3 separate regions of the Mus musculus genome follow, and regions 2 and 3 are each linked to region 1. A link is a loop called in an ENCODE intact Hi-C map of the cell type or tissue named here. Cell type or tissue: left cerebral cortex. All regions are shown on one strand. Region 1 overlaps Sorbs2 (sorbin and SH3 domain containing 2). Region 2 has its middle 45 kb from the start of Tlr3. Region 3 holds the start of Sorbs2 (sorbin and SH3 domain containing 2).

What was found. Peaks named below come from ENCODE experiments on the same cell type or tissue, not always from the same donor. Only the 100,000 strongest peaks of a DNase experiment are listed, where the experiment ranks them.
Region 2: a loop joins it to region 1, with 5 times the contacts of the local background. A loop is called at or near these places in 4 of 42 quality-filtered maps.
Region 3: a loop joins it to region 1, with 2.3 times the contacts of the local background. A loop is called at or near these places in 3 of 42 quality-filtered maps.

What each region holds. Positions count from the first base shown.
Region 1 is chr8:45,624,137-45,632,136 of GRCm38, forward strand. All of the region lies in intron 1 of Sorbs2 (sorbin and SH3 domain containing 2), which reads left to right. Among named protein-coding and RNA genes, the nearest start is that of Gm51529, 14 kb to the right of the region's middle. In left cerebral cortex, no CTCF peak of the experiment used is centred here; DNase peaks (open chromatin) are centred at 3,583, 4,028, 4,752 and 5,059; H3K4me3 peaks cover 4,152 bases; H3K27ac peaks cover 3,090 bases.
Region 2 is chr8:45,451,349-45,459,348 of GRCm38, forward strand. No RefSeq gene overlaps it. Among named protein-coding and RNA genes, the nearest start is that of Tlr3, 45 kb to the left of the region's middle. In left cerebral cortex, CTCF peaks have their summits at 3,152 (motif pointing right) and 6,757; DNase peaks (open chromatin) are centred at 961, 1,492, 3,175 and 3,715.
Region 3 is chr8:45,503,459-45,511,458 of GRCm38, forward strand. Sorbs2 (sorbin and SH3 domain containing 2) reads left to right here and starts at 4,330. Exons shown (of 24, transcript NM_001205219.1): 1 at 4,330-4,499. In left cerebral cortex, a CTCF peak has its summit at 4,229; DNase peaks (open chromatin) are centred at 4,363 and 5,435; H3K4me3 peaks cover 2,390 bases; H3K27ac peaks cover 1,448 bases.

The DNA of each region.
Region 1 (8,000 bases):
AACATGCAAAACTGTCAGTAAGAATTCGACAGAGGTGGTGACGTAAAAGACCTCCAAATGAAGAGATGTTCAATTTTGTTAATGACTAGAGAGATAATAAGACAGTAATAAATGATGATTTCACAGCTACTACCCTGGCTAAAATTTGAAAACAAGATGATACCAAGCATCCTGACTAATGAGACCAAAGCAAGGGCCTGCCAGGTCCAAGGCACTAGCAATGTAGAAGACATCTCATCTCACCGTGAAAGATGAGCTAAAAGGCCAGATTTGCCTCTTAGAAGCCTGTCCATAGCAATGCATAAATGAACACCTGCACGAGAAGAATAGGAGTTAGATATTTGAATTAGAATGGACTCATAGGACAAGAGAGAGATTGATAAGCCATGCCAGACAAAGTTTGAAGAGTGGGGTTTTGATATAAAGGAAAAGCCAGTTAGGACCCAAGTCCTTATACAGAGCTGCACTTAGCAAGCCCTCTGCAACCTTGGGTTCAACATTAGCAGATTCAGCCTATCACCTATAAAAAAGTATTCACAAATGCTTCCATGTGGTGTGATACATAGTAGGATACAACTATAACACTAGGATTTAAGAGGCAGAGGCAGGAGGATCAAGAATCCAAATTTAGCCTCAACCAGGTAGCAACTTTGTCTTGGATAGGGTTTCATTGCTGTGAAGAGACACCATGACCACAGCAACTCTTATAAAGAAAAACATTTCACTGGGGCTGCCTTACAGTTTCACAGGTTTAGTCCACTATCATCTCAGCAGGAAGCTTGGCAGCACTGCAGGCAGACATGGTGCTAGAAAAGGAGCTGAGAGTTCTACATCTTGATCTATAAGCAGCAGGAGACTTTGTCCCACACTGGATGTAGCTTGAGCATTCAAAGCCCAACCCCACAGTGACATACTTCCTCCAACTAGGCCACACCCACGTCAATGTGGCCACACCTCCTAATAGTGCCAATCCCTATGAGCTAAGCATTTAAACACATGATTCTATAGGAGCCATTCAAACCTATTGAATAGGGAGACCTATTCAAACCACCACAAAACTCAAGGTCACTGGAGACTAATGAGACCTGCCTCATAAACATGTGTGCATCTAGACTTCTTAACACTATTTTCTAAGTAATATGACACAACATGCATAGTGTTTACATTGAATTAGATGTGATCTGTATGGCAACACATCGTTTTATACAAAAAGACTTGAACCTCTGATGACTATGTTATCCTCGATGAGAGAAGGTTGCCCTGGAACCATTCTCCATTAGTTAACAAGGGACAACTCTTTAACCATCAATAAAGATGAATATGGGGTCACAAACTGGCAAAGGATTGGTTTCAGTTCCTACCAGCTTTCTAGTCCTATGAAACATGGGGGGGGGTGGGGTTCAGGTTCTCCTCTTTAGAGAAAGAACTGTTAATGGTGTAATGGAGTAGGAGGTGCATGATAAAGAAAGGAGACCCTTTGTAGTCCAAAAGAAAAAGACTAACGGTTTCCATACCCAACTAAGCAATTCATTTAAGTAGAATAAAGTTGTTTTCAGACATAACATGAAAAAAGTCATACAAAAATCCAAAATAACCTTAGAATATTTGTTTTACTTTTATAAAGTATCAACATTTAATTAGAATCATGTCGGTTTTCCTGAAGTGATTGCATCCATAAATGTATGATGTTTGAAGATGAGATAAAATGAGGAATGCACATGAAATCTTACAGTACTGTAGGACATCATTTGATATTAGGGAAGCCACACATAGTGGCTTATACCTGTAGTCACAGCTATTCAATAAGCTGAAGCAGGAGAATTCCTTGAGTTCAGAAGCTGAGGTCCAGCCTAGGCAACACAGTTAGATTCTCATCTTACATTCAAGAAAATGTGTGTATTGAGAAGCTACAGCGTTCAAGTATAGAAGGCAATAATGTATGGGCCAGATTGGCCTTCAAGCAGTGGCAGAGAAAGTCTGTTAATGAGTGAAAAGGCACAAGAGATGTCCAGTCAACAGAGACATCCCCTGCACAGTGGGGGCACAGAGATGAGCTCTGTGTGAGAGTACCACTGGTGCGTGGTCTATTTGAGCATGACTCTGAAGGATAGAGAGGCAGCTGGGATCCGAGGTTAAAGGTGCTGGATGAGGGCTCAGGAAAGAACCTTTCAGGAAATAGAAGCATCCAGGAGTCCAGGAAGCCTTTATGCCACTCAAGGTGTGGACCTTGGGGACTGAAGAGCAGACATTCTTAAGAAATTGTCCTGGCTAGTTCAGAACTAGCAAAACTCGGTGACTTAACAGAGGATGACTCCAGTGACCATCTAAAGTGTGGGACTCTAGCCAAGCAGGAAGGGTCGACTCAATCCTTACTGGACATACCGATCCTGTGTGGGTCAAAGATGAATCTGCTTGGACAAGGAGAGGAAACAGGTTTCCCTAAATCTACCCCCCACAGAATTCCTGTCATATTGACCCTGGGAATGACGACAGAAGTCAGGAATGTTAGCTTGGGCAGGAAAGATGCAATCCTCACAAAATATAAACCAATGTCTCCTAGCAAACAAAACTGGTCTATTTGCAAGTCCAAAGTGTTAACACACCATTTCAAACAGATTGCTGGAAGCAGAGCTAAGTAAGACACTGCTTTGAAAATACATCAAATCGAATATGACTGGAGACAATACTTAAAGGCGGGGGGGGGGGGGCTGCTAGAGATTTAAATTGTTAATGACATTAACCGTGGAAGAGTCCCCGAGGAGGTAGGCTTTTGAGAGAGAGTGGAATGCATATCAAGATGCTCTGGCCTTGAAGGGAATGATTATGTTCTCAAGGGATCCTTCATTTGATTTTTTTATTTAAGTATTTTAAAAAATAAAACTAAAGTATAAATTGCATTAAAGGGAATTTTCGATGGAAACTACAATAGAACTTTTAAAAGCTCTACTTTAAACTATGTGATGTATAAAAATATTAAACACATTCTATAGATAAATGGATCATTCAGAATTACTAAATTATCTCATCTGACTAGACTATTTATTATTTTGACCACATATAACACACAAGTCACAGGGCTTTCTTTGAATTAAGTTGGCTATAAGATTGTCATTAGGAGAAAAAAAAAACAGAAAATAAAAACAAGCAAGAAACAACAACAAACAGCTGTCTCCATTTACCAATCTTCTTCCAGCTCCTTCTAAGGTCGAACCTGGTTTCACCCATGGTTCCAATTAGTGCCTCTCTGGCGATATGCATATTATTAACCTGGATAGAGAAGAATACAGCTTTGCTTCCTTGATCTCACAGTGTAACACTGACAAGACAAAAGTTCCCTAGAAAAGCAGGTGGGGCGGGGTGAAGACCCAGGGCGCTTGCGCTCTAGGTGAAACATTTAAAAAGGTAACAGAAGCTGCCCTCCTTCGAAAAAATGATGAGTTTGATTTAAAAAGAAAGAAAGAAATTAACAAACTGTGTCGTGTGCTGCACATGATCAGCCATGCTTGCTAAGTCTGTCTGTTGGCTGTTGCTATGGCTACGAAAAGCCAGTGGAACCCAATGAGCTCTCTGCAGCCGCGCTGAGAGGACCAGCCATTTTACTTATGGAAAGCAGTGTGGCATAGAGCTTAGCTGTGGAAGAAGCATTTAAAAAGAGAAAAATCTTTGGAGAGCCACAATGGGCATGCTAGTGCACAGTTATTGCAGCCACGTGTGCCCGCAAGCTGGCCCTGCGACAAGCTGTTGACTGGTGTTGCAATTAGCTGATTGGAGAACGGGGACTGCGGGGTGATAATGCTGCGTATCCGCTCGCGGGCAGCAGGAAAGGGTTTTGTCTCGGGAAAGCAAGCCTGCCCTGCACGGCTATCTCTGCAGCTCCCCAGCTGAGAGAACTCGGGGTTCTAAAGGGAGGGGTCGCCCTCTGCCAGCACAGATTCTGTGCCAGGCTGTTGCTTATGAGCTGCAGGTCTGGGAAAGCAGGTGTGTGCTCGGATGGGCACTGGGCTGGAACGCAGGCGGACGCTCTAGTGTTCACCTGCTTCCTGTTAACAGACTGGTTGGCTCACAGAGCATCTGCTCCTACACGCTGAAGCTGCAGCTGAGAAAGGGGTTCCGGGCATCCCACTTGACTGACGGAGGTAAGCTTTTCCCCCTCTTTTGAAAGCTCAGCATAAAAAAATAAATGAATGAATGGAAGCAAAAGTTAACCTGAAAAAAATTTTACATTGATTGCTATGATCTGAAATTAAGGAGGAACACACACACACACACACACACACACACACACACACACACACACTACTTCCACAAATTAGTGGTTCAGATACAGAGTTAACTCGGTGAGTTGAGGTTCCAGAAATTGTACGATAAAGGGGGAAAAAAGCTCTGCTGTTTTGGGTTAGGATTTAAAATAAATATTTACTGTTTTAACAAACTATCATGGCTTGTCTTTCTGGACAGACCTGATAGCCAATAATAACCTTTCTCTCCGCCAGAACAATGGATTCTTTTGTGACTTGCCCTTTGACACGTTAAAAGAACTACACAGCAAACCCGCAGAAGGCAAGCTGGGGAACATTTGTTTTTAATCCTCATAAATGTTTTAAATCTTTACACCTATGCACACCTTTAAAGGAGGGAATTCTGTTCCCTATATAGGTCATAACAGCCGGTGGATTTTGTACTTGCTTATTCTGGACGGAATAGCCCGGTGTGCTGTTTGATTTAGTCCCCGGCAGTTATAGAGCAAACACTGTAGGTATTGCAAGTTGCTCACACCTCCTCTCCCAATATCCTGCATGCCAGGCTACCCCAGAGCACAACACCCCCATTGTACTCCCTAAGCTCAGAATGTAGGGAAAGAAAAGAGATGAAGTCTTGGTGTTGGACTCAAGTGCCTCTATAAGATGTGGCAGGAAAATTTGTTTTCTTGCTTCTTTTTCTTCACAAGTAGATAGATTTCATAGGACGGTGAAAGAGAAAATATCACATACTTCCATACTTCCATACAGATGCACACACTAATAATGGGAGCGATGTCAGCGGCTGGCCACTGGCTGAAAGTGACACGGAGTTTGCATTGAATGGGGGATGGCCCCTCTGTGAGCATTGCTGTGCTTTATAGTCACTTAGGAACAAGCTGGTACTGGGGACTGAAATTGGTCAGCCAAATGAAACACCCTGGAGAGGAACGGGTCAAGGAATGAGTGAATTCTGCCTTAGCACCATTTCAGCCTTTTCTAAGTCAGTTCTACCGCCGGTATACCAGGAATGTTGAATTAGTCACAACGCTGTTGAAAATAGTAAAAAATTATTGGCTGAAAACTTCTGATAACAACTCTATCAGCAAAAGATGGAGTTTGCCACGAGGTTTCAAATAAATAGTTATCAAGGTCTTTTTCCAAGAAGTAATTTATTATTTCCTGTCTTTTGTGGCTAAATATAGATTGGATAAGGAGTCTCCCAATAACGGTAATTGTGATGTCTCCATTGATATATGTGGACACAAATCACCTGTTTCCTATGTTAGCGTACCCTCAGAGTAGCAAGCCATAAAGCATAAATAAGGAGGGGATGTTTTATAATTTTCTTTTTGTCATCAGTATCCAGGATATAAAGATTTAGACTAAGAATCCTCAATGCAGAGATACGTGAATGCATGCTGGATAAGGAAGCCTGGGGGCATGGCGCTGGCTGGGTGTAAAAGGTTCTATGGGATAAAAGGCTGAAATGATGGGACTATACTGAGTTTAGCTCTCAAGGCAAAGTAACCGAACAGATGCTGTTAAGTCAAATTCTGTGTAAAAAATCTCTCAGCCATGTAGATCATTCAGGGAGAACAAAATGGACACTGACAAGAGCCCCTTTCTGTTCCGTTCTTTTTTTTTTTTTATGATACCGCCAAAGGAATCATCAGACACACCCAAGGCAAGAAAATCATACTTTTCTAATTTCTCCTGGGGTAACCTTTAGAACAGGCTGTGGGAATACCTACAGCAACACCTGAGGGGTGTGCCTTGCTGCCTGTGTAGTATCTTTTTGTGGGACAGGAGCATGTGAGCTCACAGAAAGACACACAGGCTCCAGCTCTATTTCCCCATGTTGCTAACCCTGTAAGGTGTCAGTCATGGTAGACCAGCACTCCAAACCCATTCTGTGCAGCACACCAACAGCTGTTAGTTCAACAGCTCTTAAGAACGGAGAAGTTCAGCGAGTCCTCATGTCTCCACACTTTGCTTGCTGGTTTTTGCTTAGTTTTAGTTAAATTTCTGCCATCTCCAACTCTCCTCTTGGCAAAGTTAAAATATCTTATAATTTCCAAAACACATGACGAAACAAACACCCTCTACTGTAGCTTTCCCTTTAGCTCTTCAAGCAGCCACTTTTGGTGGACCCTCCAGAACCCAGCAAGGATGCTTCCCCTACAGGTCCTTACCACATCTAGCAGCCCACTCGACTCTTTCTGTCTGCTACAGCATCTTGCTTTTGCTTCTGCTCACAGCTTTCCACGGTCTTCCTGACCTCCGATTCTGCAGCATTTAGAACCTTACCTAGCATCCAGACATTCCGTTGAATGAGTCAGGCTTCACTGTTATTGTAAATATACACCTTGATCTAGTATTGCCATGAATCAGAGAAACTCAAAACTTTTTTTTTTAAGGCATCAACCTGTCAGGGGTGAGAGTGTCACTCTGGGACACCAGTTTCATAAGTACATTATGCACATGGGTGTCTTATGTTAACTAGTCATTTTCATAAATTATTTCATTTAAATAAAGTGACAAAAGTTTCAGGAGAAAAATAATAAAGTGACCGTTCTTATTTGGGATGTGCTCTCATTGGACTTTTCACTGGAAGCTGAGTATAATGTATGACATATAAATACTTAAGGAACAGCTTTTCATGTGGAAGCTGAGAAAGGGAAGAGGTTTTGAGCCTGCGGTGGGGGGGGGGGGTGGTGGGCAGGACTGAGAAATTGGAGCACAGTGTCTAGTAACAAAGTTTCTTTCCATTTTCCTAAATAAACCTTGAAGGTAACCGGCTCCCTCATCAGTCAATCACAGATGCCTCGCCTCCCCCCCCCCACCCCCCCGCCAGTGTTAGTTCGAATGTGAGGCGCTCACTCATCAGTCAACAGTCAAAGTCAACAGTCAATCACAGATGACCCGCCTCCCCCCCCCCCCCCCCCGCCCCATGTTAGTTCCTAGGTGAGGGAGAGGTGTCACTGTAGCTGTAGACCTGGTTTTAATGGAGACTTACTTTTTTCCCCAGATAAAGGCATAATTCTCTTTTTAAAAGAAATATTCTGATTACCTTTCTGTTGCGGGGAAATTGCTAGAATGGTGTGATGAGACACAGGGAACTTCATGTACAGTTTCCTGTCTCTTAAGATACCCATGTTCAAGGCAAAAGTAGCCATTAGTTTGGTGTGAATGTTTTATACATAAAGTAGCTCAGATTAGAGAGTTTAAAATAGTCAGCTGTTTCAAATTAGAAGGGAAAATACTAGAAAATACTTAAATTCCTATTTCTAGACATTTTAATATCTATTCCAGATTTGAATATTCTAGTGAAAATGTGTTAAATATAAGTTCCTCATGATCGTGCTGGGCTCTAAGGGTTTATGTTGACTGTGTTCTGCTGGTGTTAATGTATACCATGTTATAATTAAATAATAGAGTAAGCTTGATATTCATTTTAAAGACAAATTAATCATCTCAAGTCAAATATAGCAATTAGATTCTAGGAAATATAATCTCCCATACATCTGAATCACCTACATATTTTATATATAAGAATATTTAAGAGATATATCTAAGTAAAATGTTATATTTATGTAATATCTTATACATAAAAATATTTGGTAGTGTAGTGATTGGCCCCCTTGTGTTTTTCAGTAAAGAGTTATAATAGATAACTGCATTTGATAATTTTCTGAAAGTTGTACAAAGGGATATAAATCATTCAAAAATGCCTGTTGTAAACTATACCTGTCGAGAACT
Region 2 (8,000 bases), 170 kb before region 1:
CTGCCTTTCTCTTGCTGTGATAGCATCGTGATCGACAGGAACTTGGAGAGGAGGTGTTTTCTTTCATGTTACATCCCAGAGCAGTGTTTCTCAGCCTGTGGGGTGTGACCATTGAAAAACACAGATTTCCAATGGTCTGAGGAACCCTCAACCATAAATTTATTTTTGTTGCTACTTGAGGACTGAAATGTTGTAACTGAGCAGTGTCTCCATTCCTAAAAACATCAGAAACTCGTTTTCCCATGATTGAAACCCACAGGTTGAGAACTGCTGCCCTACAGTCCAGTACAAAGGGAACTTGGGGCAGGTACTCAAGCAGGAACCTGGAGGTAGAAACTTAAAGCAAAGGCCATGGAGGAATTCTGTTTTTTAGCTTGCTTTGCCTGGCATGCGTGCCTGCTTTCTTATCCAACTCCAGGATTGCCTACCCAGGATTGCCACCACCTAAAATGGTCTGGATCTTCTTATATCATCATTAATCGACATTACCCACAATCTTGTCTACATACCAGTCTTATGGAGGCCATTCCTCAGTGGTAGTTTTCTTTTCCACATTACTCTAGTTCCTTTCAACTTGACAAACAACCAACTGGCACATACTTGGAATTTTAATAAAAACTTTTCTTACAGAAAAGGTGGTATGTTATCCCTTGCTTAGGTCTAGGAGGCCAGAGTGGTCTCAGCCATCGTCTCCTTTGAGCCCAAGTTCCCCAAGTGACATTATTCTGCCCCAAGTTATCAGCTTCTGGGTGTGCGCAGTAACAAGAAACTCTAACAACCTTAGATGCTGTGCTTTATAATTTTCCTGTTTATACTTAGCCTTAACTAGTCTGCATTGCTTCCCAAACACTCAGATATCTTTTAGTTCCTTGGAGTGTGTGTGTCAGTTTTAGTTTGAAAAGAGCAGTGACTAAGCAGTACCAAGGCTCTCCTATTTCGGTCTCTTAAGTGGAGTCCAGACAGTAAGATGCGTCAATGCCAGGCCCAGAATAGCAAAGCCCAAACAGGGGCTTGCTACAGCCAGATGCCCAGAGGAACATGAGACATGGGTCAAAAATTGGTCCTGACGCTCAGAGGTGAATCTGCAGCAGCCTGAGTTTAGACAGCATCTCATCAGATGATTGGTAGCATAATGCAATTTTAAAAAACTAAAAATAAAGAGAAAGTGTTTCCTTTTCTTTAACTGCTTACTTTTAAAAACAAATTGATGGAGACAAAGATCAGACTATAAGAAGAGGAAGGGAAAAAATGTAGGAAATTTCACAGAATCAGGTATGGTAACACGCTTAAAATCTTAGTACTTGGGAGGCCGAAGCAGGAGGATTGTGATTTCAAGGCTAACCTAGGCTGCATGGAAGTTTAAGGCTAGCCTGGGCTCTCTAGCAAGATGAGATCTCAAAAAAAAAAAAAAAAAAAAAAAGAGTAAAGAGAACATGAAAAGGCGGACTGGGGTGAGAATAAGGAACTAGAGAAAGTGGGAGGAGGGAGAAAAGAGGAAATAAGGATGGGGAAGGGAAGAAGGAAGGAAGCAGAAGGGGATGATGGAGAGACTGGAAGAAAGCCCCACAGCTCCGTCTGCATGTGCCAACATATCCCCAGTATTTAAAGGTCAGACAGAGTAAGGGTGGGTGTCCTGAGCCCTGAAGTATGTTCATTACACACGCTAATTAAGCAGCCAGCGTATTCTGGGTTGTCCCAGCATCCATTTTTCTATTATTCTGAATTCTCACAGAATTAAGAAGTTAAAACAGTTGTCAAGATTTGTCAAAGGAGATGTTAAACATCTCCATATACTTATATATCCAATATCTATTTATAGATTAAACATCTATAAAAAACAACAATGTCTAAATTAAGTATGTATTTTTCTTAATACAAGCAGCCCTCCATATCCTGTACTCCTATCTCATAGAAGGTATTTTCTGTTGGTTTGTCTCTTAGTTCTCATATTCTGTCAAAACCATACTCACCATATTATACGGTTTGAATCCAAGTACAACAGCCCTTCTCTTCCTCATACAGTGAAGAGGTGACCTTCTCAGTAGTCATTCATGATGTCTCCTTTGAGATTTAGTGCCTCAAAAGTGATTTAAAGCACGTGGATGGTCGTATATTCTGGGAAATTTCCCCTTTGTACAAGGGCTGAAATATTCCACTGTGCAATGTTATCCCTGTGTAGCACACTCATCTTTGTGATAATGATTGTGCAAAGGCAGCCAGCTATACCACAGGGGTGTTCTGCAAATATGGGTTACACAGTTTTTGAAGAATCATAAAAATAAAAGCATGCATTTTCCCAAAAGCCAAAAACCATGTGTTTTCTTTACAATGAGACTTTTAGTAGTAGGCCTATAATGAAGGCAGGGACACACTCACTCACACGCACACACACACTCACACGCGCACACACACACACACACACACTATGTATAATATAACATAACAGTATAATTTAGCTATATGACAATTGTATATTTTATTGTATATATTTTAATATAATTTACCTACACTATAAATACAATTTTAATGTAAATTGTCTGTACTATTATATAATATAATTTGAATGTAATTTTCCTAGAATATAATTTCAAAATTAGACATTATGCAATGCAACTTTAGCATAATGGGACATAATACAAATTTCAAGTATAGACATTGAATGTCTGGGGCAAATCCTAAAACAGAATTTCAAAGAGGCGTTCTAAGTGACAACTGAGAAGTATCCTTTTTCCTCACTGGTAACATGTTTATTTAGAATTTTATGCTTTTCCACTTTGTATAAAGGCGCTGGACTCTCATCTGTGAGGCTGACAAGGGGGGATTGTTTGCAGAGTTAACCGATAAAAGATCACTCGAAGATTCAGTAGGGATTGAAGTATCTTGAATCTAACCGGAAGAATGTTGCACTATGAATGAGATAAATGTGTGATCTACTGCCCCGAAGGCTGAGTTGGACTCTGGGGCTGTAACCACCCAGATAAGTTAGACAAAACCAGGATTATTGGGGTCTGGATTTTACCCAGTGAATTCTGCCAATCATTTCCTTCCCGTTGGCGAGCGAGCAGCAGATTGCTGTTCACAAAGTCCTCAGATTACCCACAGGGTGCTGAGAGAATATTAAAATAAATTCCAGTTCTGCCCATTGACCACAAGAGGGCATTGTTGTTCTCTGGATGTACAGCCAAGAGTTCTAACAGGAAACCATAGGAAGCCTACAATGCAGGGTACAAGTAGTAGACCTGGAATGCCAGGGCTGTGCCCATGCACCACGGCTGCCAGTCACATTGCCAACAGAACATCACCCCCACGCTGAGTAGCGGAGAAAAGGAGAGTATCTTCAACACCCTGTTCTAGTCCCTTAAGTCTCTTCCTATGTGTTGAGCTCTCGGTACCTATCTGTGACCATACTATGCACTCTGGCAGGGGTTGGTCCATCGCAATGAGTACCTTAAGACAGGAATTTACCCATCGGCATGATAAAATAGTGTGGATCATCTCTCCCTGAGGAGACTACTGAGTCTCCTGGGGGGTAGGGTGTCCATCTTTCCTTTTGTTTCCTTTCTTCTCATCTCTGTGGGTGACCATCTCCTTGCTCTCCATTTCCAGCGCCCCAGATCTCAGTGATCACTTTTGGTTTTTCTCACAGCCTCTGCTAGCTTCCGGCCTCTGCTAGCTTCCGGCATCCAACCCTCCTTTCTGCAGTGTCCTCCAGTCTTACCTAACATGTCACCTACACAAAGACCTTTCCTTAAGCTTTATTTAAATCCGCAGGCTGGGGCGGTTGCATCTGAGTAGCTCTACCTCGCTCACACTGTCTGACACATGATGTATTTTTATGGTGTCTATTGCCAGTCCCTTGCTAAGGAATGCGATTCACAAGGGAGTTTCTGTCTATTTTGTCCTCGACCATATCTCATTGCTTCCCAAAGTGCCCAGCACATGATCAACATGTGGTAAACCTATTTTGAATGAATTAAAAAAAAAAAAGTATTTAACAGAGAATTTTCCCAAGCCTGGGCAGAATAAAAAACAAACAACAAAACCAACTTGTTAACGTGAGCAACCAAAGCTGTTCAGAGAACAAAAGTTAAAGGTCACTAATGGAGGGAACCATGAAAGCCTGCAGTAACATCACAGCTCTGATAGTGGATATTAGCCCAGAAACTTAGAATACCCAAGATATAAGATACAATTTGCAAAACACATGAAACTCAAGAACGAAGACCAAAGTATGGACACTTTACCCCTTCTTAGAATTGGGAACAAAACACCCATGGAAGGAGTCACAGAGACAAAGTTTGGAGCTGAGACGAAAGGATGGACCATCTAGAGGCTGCCATACCCGGGGATCCATCCCATAATCAGCCTCCAAACGCTGACACCATTGCATCCACTAGCAAGATTTTATTGAAAGGACCCAGATGTAGCTGTCTCTTGTGAGACTATGCCGGGGCCTAGCAAACACAGAAATGGATCCTCACAGTCAGCTATTGGATGGGTCACTGGGCTCCCAATGGAGGAGCTAGAGAAAGTACCCAAGGAGCTAAAAGGGTCTACAACCCTATAGGTGGAACAATATGAACTAACCAGTACCCCCTGGAGCTCGTGTCTCTAGCTGCATATGTAGCAGAAGATGGCCTAGTCGGCCATCATTGGGAAGAGAGGCCCATTGGTCTTGCAAACTTTATATGCCTCAGTACAGGGGAAAGCCAGGGCCAAGAAGTGGGAGTGGGTGGGTAGGGGAGTGGGGGGGGGTATGGGAGACTTTTGGGATAGCATTGGAAATGTAAATGAAGAAAATACCTAATAAAAATAATAATTTTTAAAAAATCTACAGAAATTGTACAAATGAGATTTTTCTGGGCTGCACAACGAGCCAAGAATTCTTTGATATGAAGACCCCTAGAAGCTGAGTCACAGGAGACTCTGGGAAGCTGAGCTTAAGGATGGTTAGTTGAAGATTTCAAAACCATCTGCCCCACAGCATTGTCTTCTGTGGTGCCAAGCTGAGAACATGTCTATAGTTCCAAGAGCGTGCTATGAGGACTTCAGTAGGAATAGGTAACGTGACAGTCACCACTCACAAAGCCCAGGTTGTTTAGAGAGACAGTGCTTTGTAATATTAATTCTTCCTAACATTTTCTTTTAATTTATAGATGGGGCCAGCCCATAGGAACTACCTATGTTACTACACATTTGACAACAAAGCGTGTTTGTACAATGCCACATGTTTTTATTTTCTATCCTTGTGCTTTGAAATCTGGGGCCTTTGCCGACTGTCGGTGACTGCTCACCTTATGTCAGCAAGGACCTGGAGACAACACAGAGCTCCTAACAGAAGAAGATCCCAGGACAAATGAGACGATCTAAGTTCAGCTCCTACCCTCCTACTATAATATCACGCTAAGACCAACTTCCAAACAAAGAACAAGGTAGAGCTTGGTGAAAGGACCTCAACCATCCAGTGCAAGCCTGCTTGCCCTGCCTTAGCACAGCAGCAGAGCCCCTAACCCAGGTTCCCTTGTTCCCCTCGCCTCCGGGCTCAGCAGTGCTTCTCCTTACAGATGTCCACATGTGACATGTTCCCTGCCTTTGCTGACTGTGAGAAGTGGATTATCTTTTAAAAGACAGTTGGGTATTGTTTTGTTCTTTTCTTTTTATACCTAGATAAGGAAAAAGCATGTGTTTAGGGATTTGTGGGGAGGAAAAGAAGTTAGCATTTGGTTTTTAGAACCTTTCCTACGGTGGTATGGAATATCAGTGGTGAGAACTGAGCTGAAGCGATTAGGCTGAGTTAGCTTTCTGTACTGTAAAGATAAAGAAGAGAGAGTGCACGGTAATGAGGTGGGTCTCAGGGAGAGAGTCCCAGGAGCTGCGTTTCCAGCCTCACCTATTGTTATCTGGTTTAATAGGCCTGAGAGATTAGCTTTGGGTGACTATGTCTACGGGCAAAACTGTATCTCTCTATTACAAATAGAAAGGGTTTGAGATAGAGATTGTCATTAAAGATGTGACAAATGAGATTCTAGGAGATTAAGTCTGTGTGGCTAATGAACCAATGGTGTAAGCATGGCTGAATCCACCATCATTTCATCCGTGCCTTACACTGCTAAGTCTTTACAAGCTGCCTTTTAAAATTGTCAACACAATAAATTAAGTGTACCAAATAAAAATACAAAACCACAACATAAGTATATAATGTGAAAAGTATGTAACGTGAAAACTGCAATCTCTAGTCTATTCCCCACCTTTCATCACCTGCTCCTCGGTAATGACTTAGGCTACGTTTTAGGTGATGTCTCAAACAGAAAGCCATGCTGCCCCAAATACACACACACACACACACACACACACACACACACCCACACACACACCACACATAAGCACACGTGCAAACTCATACACACACACACCACACACATAAGCACACATGCATACTCATACACACACGTACTCATGCACACACATGTACATGTATAATTCAGCACACAAACATATGTATACATATATACACATACACATGTATACACAAATATATACACACAGACAAAGACTCACACAAAATGCTACTAGACATTCATAGACATAGAATAAATGTCTATGGGAAAAATTCTAACATCCAACTAGTAGAACTATTACAAATTAAACATTGAGAAAGATAGAAATAACTAATCTAGGGGAAGACAAGAGAGAACAGGATGGGGCCAAAATGGCAAATCATGCAGTTCCCTGCACTGCCTGTCTGAGGCTCCATTAGCCCAAGGTAATGAAGGTGAATCTTGGGAGTGGCAATAGTGATCTCTAGTGGACTAGAGTGTGATGATGGTGCATACTAGTGATAATGTACTCAGATATGGGGATGGACACACACTGAAGAAGGAGGAGGAGGAGGAAGAGGAGAAATGAAGATGAGGAAGAAGAGGAGGTGGAGGAGGAAGAGGAGAAATGAAGATGAGGAAGAAGAGGAGGAGGGGAAAAGAGGAGGGAGGAGAAGGAGGAAGAGGTGGAGGAAGAAGAGGAGGGGAAAAGAGGATGGAGGAGAAGGAGGAAGAGGAGGAGGAGAAAGAGGAGGGGGATGAAGAGGAGGGGGAAAGAGGAGGGAAGAGAAGGAGGAGGAGGAAGAGGAGGAAAAGGAGGGAGGAAGAGGAAAGAAGAGGAGGAGGGAGGAGAAGGAGGAGGAGGAGGAGGAAGAGGGGGGAGGAGGAGGAAAGAGGAGGAAGAGGAGGAAGAGAGGAGATATCTAGCTATTTGTTACTCTGACACCTCCAAGAACTAGATGCCGCGTAATACCTATTGTGTCTCTCAGGATGAATTATACCCCAAATAATAGGACACAGTTTACAGGCAAATGCTTGGTTAATATAAGGTAGGGTCACCAGAGAGTCCTTTAAAATCACTCCACTATAATAAAAAGAAAATGATTTAAAGGCCGAGAGATTGCCATGTAGGGGAAATGAGTGTGCTAATGCAAGCCTGAGCATCAGATCAGAAGCTCCAGACACCAGGCAGACACTGGTGGCAGGCAAGTGCGGTAGGAAGATCTGCAATTCCGACACTCCCAAGGAGAGATGGAGGGGAGACAAGACTGCCTAGGGAAACTTGAAGGGCAGCTAGTCTGGCAGAGAAATAACAAGAGACCCAACTTCAGATGATGCCAGAAGTGAGGACCTTCACAGGTGCACTGTGGCATGCTTCTATCTGCTTACACTTGCACATGCACGCACACACACACACACACACACACACACACACACACACACACACACACTCACGCATGCATGAGCAGACACAGGGCCTTTAAAGTTGTAAACAGACATCTTTCCTTAATGGCACATGGTTGAGTGTGATTGATTCACACTGAAGTTACAACCTCGGAGTCTTATTAACATCAACCTGGAGATGCTCTGTGGTCAGAAGGCCCAATGTGGACAAACGTGTCTTAGAGCTCTCAGTGTGGACTCAGCTTGTCTGACTCTTTCATTCTGGTCTTGCCTTAAAGT
Region 3 (8,000 bases), 120 kb before region 1:
TGTCCCAGAAGCTGTGTAGCTTCTGCCTGACCCAGAAGCTGTGTTGCTTCTGCAGTCTGCTTGCTCACCCTCTGCAATCCGCAAGCTGATCTGCATAGACTGGTCTCAGAGGGACCCGGGAGACAAGATTCTCTGGAAGTTCTTAATCATGAGCCTTCCCATCACCAATCATACACATTCATCACAGGGTTCCATTCTAGAAACCCAAGAGATTGGATTTTTGTGGGGGCAGTGAACCATGCCAGAAAACTTGGTAAGGTTGAGCAGGTTGGAAGTCCCAGAACACAGGATGGTAGGTGCTTCACCTCTTTCTGACCAGGCCCCTGTCATGTGACCACAGTCCCTACATAGGAATGTGACCTATGGTCAGGTAGATCAGAACAGATTTCTCCATGCAAATGAGGTATCTAGAGGCCCCGAGGAGTTCCCCCAATAAATTTCCCTTCCCAAACATTACTTCCTGCAAAAGGTATTTAATCTCTGGTCTACCCTGAGTAGGTAGTATGTAGCCATTTTCTTCGATGAACAATCAATAAATGGTATGGATAAACAGGAAGAGTCTCTGTCATCAAGAACCACAGTGGGGGATCACGGAGAAAGCTTTGGTCTACAGAGCCATGCTGGCGAAATCTCCCGCAGAACACTCCCTCTGTGTTCCCAGGCTCATCACCACTGACCCACGCCTGAGTCCTCCGTCCTCCTGACCCCTGACTCATCCTCAGCCTTCAGGCCTCCTCCGTTCTTGGCTTCCCCACAACTTCCAGTGCTATCTGGATATCCAGGCAGCTGAGACTCCCAGGCTCTGGCCTCATCACAGTCCCAGAGACCCTGTCCTCCATTCCCAACTCCTCTGTGTGGTTTCTAGCAGTGACTGGATTCCTGGGAGTCAGGGAACCCCAGCTTCAGCCTTCCACATCCAAGGTTATGTTTTTTCACCCCTTGAGCCGTGTATCTGCACTCCCCTTGAGCCCAGCACTTAAAGGTGGCACAGGGTAGATGCAGGCTAGTGTTCACTGTTTTGCCTGCCCAAGCAGGTGTGTTCCCATACCCCAAGAGTGGAGCGAAACATGAAACGACAGACTTTGAGTTATTTTGTGATTATTTTCTTCCCTTTTGCTTTTTGTTTTTTGTTTGTTTGTTTGTTTTTACAGCCTCTCTTGATATCCTGTTATGTTGGATCCCACGAATATATTTCTAATTTTCTATGTTCTATAATTTTCTTTTTGCCATTTTATTCTGCTTTTAAGATCATTTCTCCACCTTTATATCCCAATACCATTATTAAAGAACTGTTCATGTTTCTTGTATTTCTTGTGGTTATTTGTTGTTTTTGTTAGTTATTGTTACTGTTACTGTTATGATAGGATCTTAATTGTAGCCCAGAATGCCTTGAAACAATGTATCCCGTGCTAACCTTGAACCTACATCTTTCCACTTTAGCCTCCTGGGTAGTGCAGAATACAGGCAGGCACCACCATACCCAGCATTTCTTCTTATTTCATGCATACAATTTAATCAGCCTTCAATTGGTGTGGTGAAGGAGGCTTGTAGAAATGACCATGCAAGCTGAAACCATAAAGATAGTTTTAATGGGAAACATTTTTCATATTACTAAAACCTTTCATACTATCATTTACAAATGTACAGGGAAATAGAATTCTAAAACTAATTTTTAGTTGGTATGCTGTAATTTAAAACATTAAAAATATTATGATTTCTTTCTTGGCACAGAACTTGCTGTTCTTTCTCGATATAACTTAGAATGCTTTTCTTTTCTATGTTTTAGTAAATTATGGAATTTTCTAAATGTGGATCAGTTTCCAATCATGCTTGTTTCATGCTTTTAATTCTATGAAATCTCTACATAGATCCTGTGCAACATCATTACCAGTATCACATCCTCTGAGATAGCTTTATCTCTTTTATAACAGCCATTTCATCCATATGTAATTTAAAAAAAAATCACATCTATGTCCTTGGGATGATAGCATCAAGAAGGCCAAGAGGTTTTGTATTAGCAGTATGAGTAATAATAAATCTATCTCTATCTTTTTGAAGTAACTTATTTTGCCAAAGTACTGTATTATTAGGAATAGAGATCAGACTAAGACACACGAGAACTACCAATACATGTAGTTTCTCAAAGGGCATCAAGGATGGTATTTGAACTGTTCTTTTGATGGTATTGAACTGAAATATATATATATATATATTATATATATATATATATATATATATAATATGTATACATATATAACATCTGCATATATATTGTTATTTAAGTGTTTACTTGTGATTTGTTCCTTTCTCTACTTCTATATTAGATATTTGATCTCCTTGTATATACGAGTGGAACACTGAAAATTCATGTGCAGCACTTACTAAGATGGGATTCAGTAGTAGATGTTCTGGACATAAAGTCTGAAAGTCTTATCTTTGGGAGACAGACTAGTGTAACATGCCTGTAATCCCAGCTACTCTGGAGGCTGAGAATGGAAGCTAAGTTCAAGGCTAGCCTGTGGAATATATCATATGTTTCAGGCTCAACCACCCTAGAATCAGCCTCCTGATCTTTAAAAGTAAAAAATAAATCATTTGAAGCAGTCATGTTTTACAGAGAATATTCTTCACACCTTGCTACCTGTCTCTTTGGTGCTAGGTGAAAAAGAAAACCCTAGAAGCTGTATGCACATCCTCTGTTCCCCATTCCATACAATGTTATTCAGTTAGCTACCTTCATTCATTCTCACCCAGTATATGTCCAGAGACCTTCTGTTTCAATCTCTGCAGAGAATAAGGCGTTGGTGTTCTCATTTATGGAGTAGACAGTCAAACCACCAGCTGTTCTTAGGGTGTGTGTGTGTGTGTGTGTGTGTGTGTGTGTGTGTGTGTGTGTGTGTGTCTGTGTGTGTGTCTGTGTCTGTGTCTGTGCCTTTGGTTTTTTGTTTGGGGAGACAAGCTCTCATTATGTAGCCCAAGCTAACCTGGAACCTTCTATTGCAGCCAATGCTGGCCCCAAATGTGGACCTTCAGCCGCCTGCCTCTTGGAGGCTGGTATAACAGGGCTCTGCTGCCACACCTGAGCTTCATTTACTGTAATGTGGCCCCACCTTCGTCCCTCTGTCCACAGCTCAAATGTGCCTTGAGTCAAGGCTTACGGGGAGGAGGAGCACTGGTAGCTGTAAATGTGTAAATATCATTGCTTCTTGATTGCCCTTTGCTGGTTGAAGATGGAGTGTAATCTTAATCTTCTAACCACCTGACTATCTGCTTCCTGCTTTTCTAAATGTGGTTACTATTTTTCTCGTGATTTTTGACCTTGTAAATAAAGGTTTTCAAAGTCAAAACTTTGTGATCAGTTTGGTGATGTTTTGAAAGAGAAAATTTTAAATGTGTGTGGCCAATTCACTATCTTCATTCTAAAGCCTTTTATGTGATGTGTGTGTTCATTTATATATATATATGCATGTTTATGTAACACACATATATAACATAGGTATATCATATATACACATATGTGTATCTATATATAATATATAGTATAAATATGTAATATATATAAATTTACATATAGATTATTATGTTTAAATACCTGAAGCTCTTGACCAATTCATACCCAGTATATGTAAGGCTGTCAAAGGTATACTTTTTGGTTCTTTTCTTGGGTTTAGTAGTTTCAGAAAGTAAAGTTGGTTTTTTGGTTACATTTTTTTCTAGATACCTTGATAAAGGCTTAAGTTCTTTTATCGTAGATTTTTATGTTTTTTTATATCAGTACTTTGTAAAATAAATGATATTGTAAAGACCTTTCATGTAAGCGATTCATAACACATTCTTGAGATGACTTCTGTGCGGTTATCCAACTGCATCTCCTGGCATTTTTAATAACCTTCTTAATATTTCCTGTCATCCCCATCTGTTCGGATTTAAGGTTGATTATCCAGACAAGCTGTGCTACTAAGAGCCACCTGATCACTTCAGTGCATGCCATGCAGGTGTTAGCCTCGTGACGTTTTCAGGGAGGAAACATAAAACCGCCCCTGCTACATTATACTCACATCTCCCAGGTAGGTAGATTACCCAGAACACTGGGAAATTAAGCGTAGACACAATTATAGAGAATCACATCACTGGTCCTTTAAACTCGCTCAACTTAACCTGGCACAGATTCCCTAATGGGCAATTCTCTGACTGTATCCCTAGGGGAAATATTGAGCGTAGGCAAAGGTTAAGGCAGAGGAGTGCGCTGAGACGAAGAGGCAGCCAATCAGATGAAGAGGGTCTAAAGATCCAACGCCTGCAGGCGAGCAGCACCAAACCCAGCTGCTTAGCCTCCTTCAGTTGCGGATGAACAACGCATAGACGTTTGTTGCAAAGGCTTCTTAGCCAGCGAGCAGCACCCCCGTATCTAAGAAGAGAGGGATAGATGCCCAAGCAACTCATTCTGCATAGCAGCTGCCACGACAACCCTCCTTGTGCTGGAATGTGCTCACTTGAAGGTACTGGTTCTTTTACATTAAGCCCCTATGATTTTAAAGAAAGAAGCAGAGAAGGCTGGTGCTGGGGAGACTTTCTGCTTTCTAGTAATGCTTTGTTCCTTCCTTCTCTGGCTAATCCCTGCTTTAAAATGCTTAACCTCTGGCTGAGGCTATGCTAGGCACGATAAAAGGGACACTTTCCATTGCCTAAGCGGACTGCACAGCCCCTTTATTAGGACAGCCTCTTTGTTAATGTTGCTATTGTTCTCAAGGTAAGCTGGTTAATAACGCTGCCTTCAACCCTCGCATCCTGCTACATTCATAACTAAGAATACAGGACAGGAAGGATGAGACTCCGTGTCTTCAAGGTTGTTGCAATTTCTCTAATTATCTACCAGTCTGAGAGACAAAAAGCTCCAAACAACAGCTGATCAAACGTAGAGAAAGAATTTGGCTCATAATTGGATTCCTCTGTGCTTAGGATGCAATGCGAGGTTTATTTAAAAAAAAAAAAAGGCATACACACATACACACACACACCCCACCACCACCACCACTAGCAACAACAATAACAACAAAACACTTTTCAATCCCGCTTAATAATTAAGATGCCTTAATTATCATCTATTACTGAGAGTTAGTGCAACCATTTAAAAGTCAGCAGCATGTGAGGGGGCCCTTGTTTTAGTTGCCAAGGTAATTGGAAGGATAATTCAATATGCTCCAGAGTAACAAAAGACCCCTGAGAAACATGCATTAGATGAGGCACGGAGTTGCTTCATGGGGTGTTTATTTCTCTGAGTGTGTCCTCTTTTTTTTGTCTCTTGTCCCATCAGTATGTTAGCAGAAATAGGTAACACGGGGACTTGCAGGGTGTCTCCTGTACTTACACGTGCATGGCTATTTATCTTATATGTTACATAGGACATAATGGATGCCTAGGATGTGAAATTGTGGATTGAATGGAAGCTCTCACTGGTTAAGCTCTGTGATAGCCTCTGTGGGACATCTGAAGTCATGTATCAGCCGGTTGTGAATGGTGGCCCGAGAGAGAATAGGATCTGTGTTTGCAGAGAATGGGCACAGATGCCTGGCATGCTATGCTGCTTTTGGAGTTGTCTCTAAAAGAGCATGGCACACGGAAAATGTAGTCTTCATAGCAAATGGACAGGGCTGACCTTTTTTGGAGAAGCGATAACATCTTTGTAGAGTTAATTTTTAAAGGTCTTTTCTTTTTTTAGATGTTAAAGCATTGGTAGAGTTTCTGAATTTCCAAACCCAGTGGTATTTTATTACTTTTTATTCCTTTTTCACATGTATTCGCTTTATACGTTTTATTCATTCAGTTATTCACTACTGTCTGTGGAACTAAGTATACTTAACTGTGTAAAGTTATCAGTTGCATTACTATGACAGTCTTTGGCATTTTGGGTTACCCTATTCAAATGTGAATGATTCTACTTACCAAGTGTGACAATCAAGTCAAGCTAGTATTTAGCGCTAACATTCTTCTTATAAAAATCATTGCTTAATAATCAATAGTCATATGACTAGTGATAGAACTGTACAGATTTAAACTCTTAATTTGTAATATTAAAAATAAGCTGTAAAGTAAAATAAGATTATTTTTCCTATGTGGGAAAATATTATTTCTTACTACCTTTAAAGGGCATTGCTTTTGAGAAGGCAAAGTAAAGAATTAACTGGCTGCCCACAAGGAGTCCACTAACAACTTTGATGAATGGCAAGGGGACCTGGCATCTGGTAGCACATGGGATCCCAGGAGGTCAGCATCCCGAACTTGGCTCTGAGTAATGCTGTACGTGGGATGATGGCATAAGTCTGTTTTTGCTAATGGAAAAGAAAAGCAGGAAGTGATCCTAGAGAGATAAAGGAACAAGGCATCCTAAGAGGCATTCAAAGAGAAAAAACTTGAGGTATAGCCTTGACAACCGAAAGTCCCACTTCCTGGTTAACCTGGGGGAGAGGAGGGGGGAGCAGACTGACTTTATGGCTTATGAGAATTATAAAAAGCCCATATAAGAATACATAGTTCTTGTAAATAAAATGAGGGCATTGTTATGAGGACATTGGAGCAGGTTGACATTCATTCATTGGCACTGAAACAGATCCTTCCTTGGAGGACCCTTGTACTTCCCCTTCTGTGTTAGAGTGGGAGAGGTGGTCTTCTCCAGGAAGAGTCCCCTAATTGCTCATGCAATGCTAAGCAGTCAGCTATGAGACCATGTAGATACATATGGGAAACAGTGTACAGAGTGAGTAGGTTACATTTATATATTTAGGAGTCTGTGCATCTGTCTATATGTATAAAAAAAAGAGGTTATGAGTTTGAGAGAGATGGGGCTGGGTGCATGGGAGGGGACTGAGGGAGGGAAGAGTGTGAAAGGAGGAAATGGTCTAATTATATTACAATTTCAAAAAAAATGGCTATAGAAATTTCTCCTTTAGAAGAGGAACTCAGTCCAGTGGAGACTTTAGAGAGGTCTGTAGTGTCTCTTTACCTGTCCTCACTGCTCTGCCCCGCCCCCAAATTCTCTTACACCTCTCATTTAACATCAGACTTCTACCTGCAGAGAGCATTACTTTCAGCATGGTGCTCTTGAATCCTATTTAAATGCAAATTGCCTCAGAAAGAAGGCAATAAGCTGTTATTACCTGGCTGTGTTTTGTAAGGACCTGAGAGAGGTCCCCTACTAGACATTGCTGAGTAGATGACAGAGTTCTAAGAAGAAACAATGAGAATACCAGGGAGAAAGAATACAAAAGAGAAAAGCTACCCAAAGGACAGGGTGTGGAAAACATATCCTATGATGCCCAGACAACAATCCATAACTACAAAGGAAGTTGGGTTGCAGGTCCAAAATAACATCAACCCCCCAGGTAGGTAGCAATGTCAGAGAGAAGCATGAGATACATGGTTTTTGGTTTGGTTTGTTCTTCCTCTTGGTCACCTGTAAGGATACCGCCTTAAGCAGTCACTTTTATGACATTTGTAGCAGGAACTGATTACAGGCCCAAGGGAAGTGAACCTCAGTTTAAGAGACAAAGTAAAAGTTTCCTTTTGTTCTTATACTAACTTTTGTCAAAGGGCATGCAAGGGGACACCATTAAGAATGATGTCTGTGCAAATTAGCTTTGGTCCTGTGTAAGCCAGACTCCAAGTACAACAGAGAGCAATATGGCCCCACAGCAAGAGTGACCTTCCATCTCGGGTATCTCACCATTGCTCCATTTTCAAGGTTACTCTTGTATATCTCTTTGATCATGTCCAACTTCATGATAATTCTGCTTAGTCCGGCATCTCTGAGAGTGATCTGATTTAGAGAAGTCCCTATTAGAATTGACATGTGAAATCTCTAATCTCACTGCAATGCAAAGGACTCTATACAGGAACACCACAAAAAGCTATGTAAGCTTTTTCTCGTCTAGTATTTATGACAGTATGCTGACTTAGTTTTGTAAACTTTATTTCCTTACCATATTGGAGTTCTTCCGAGGAAG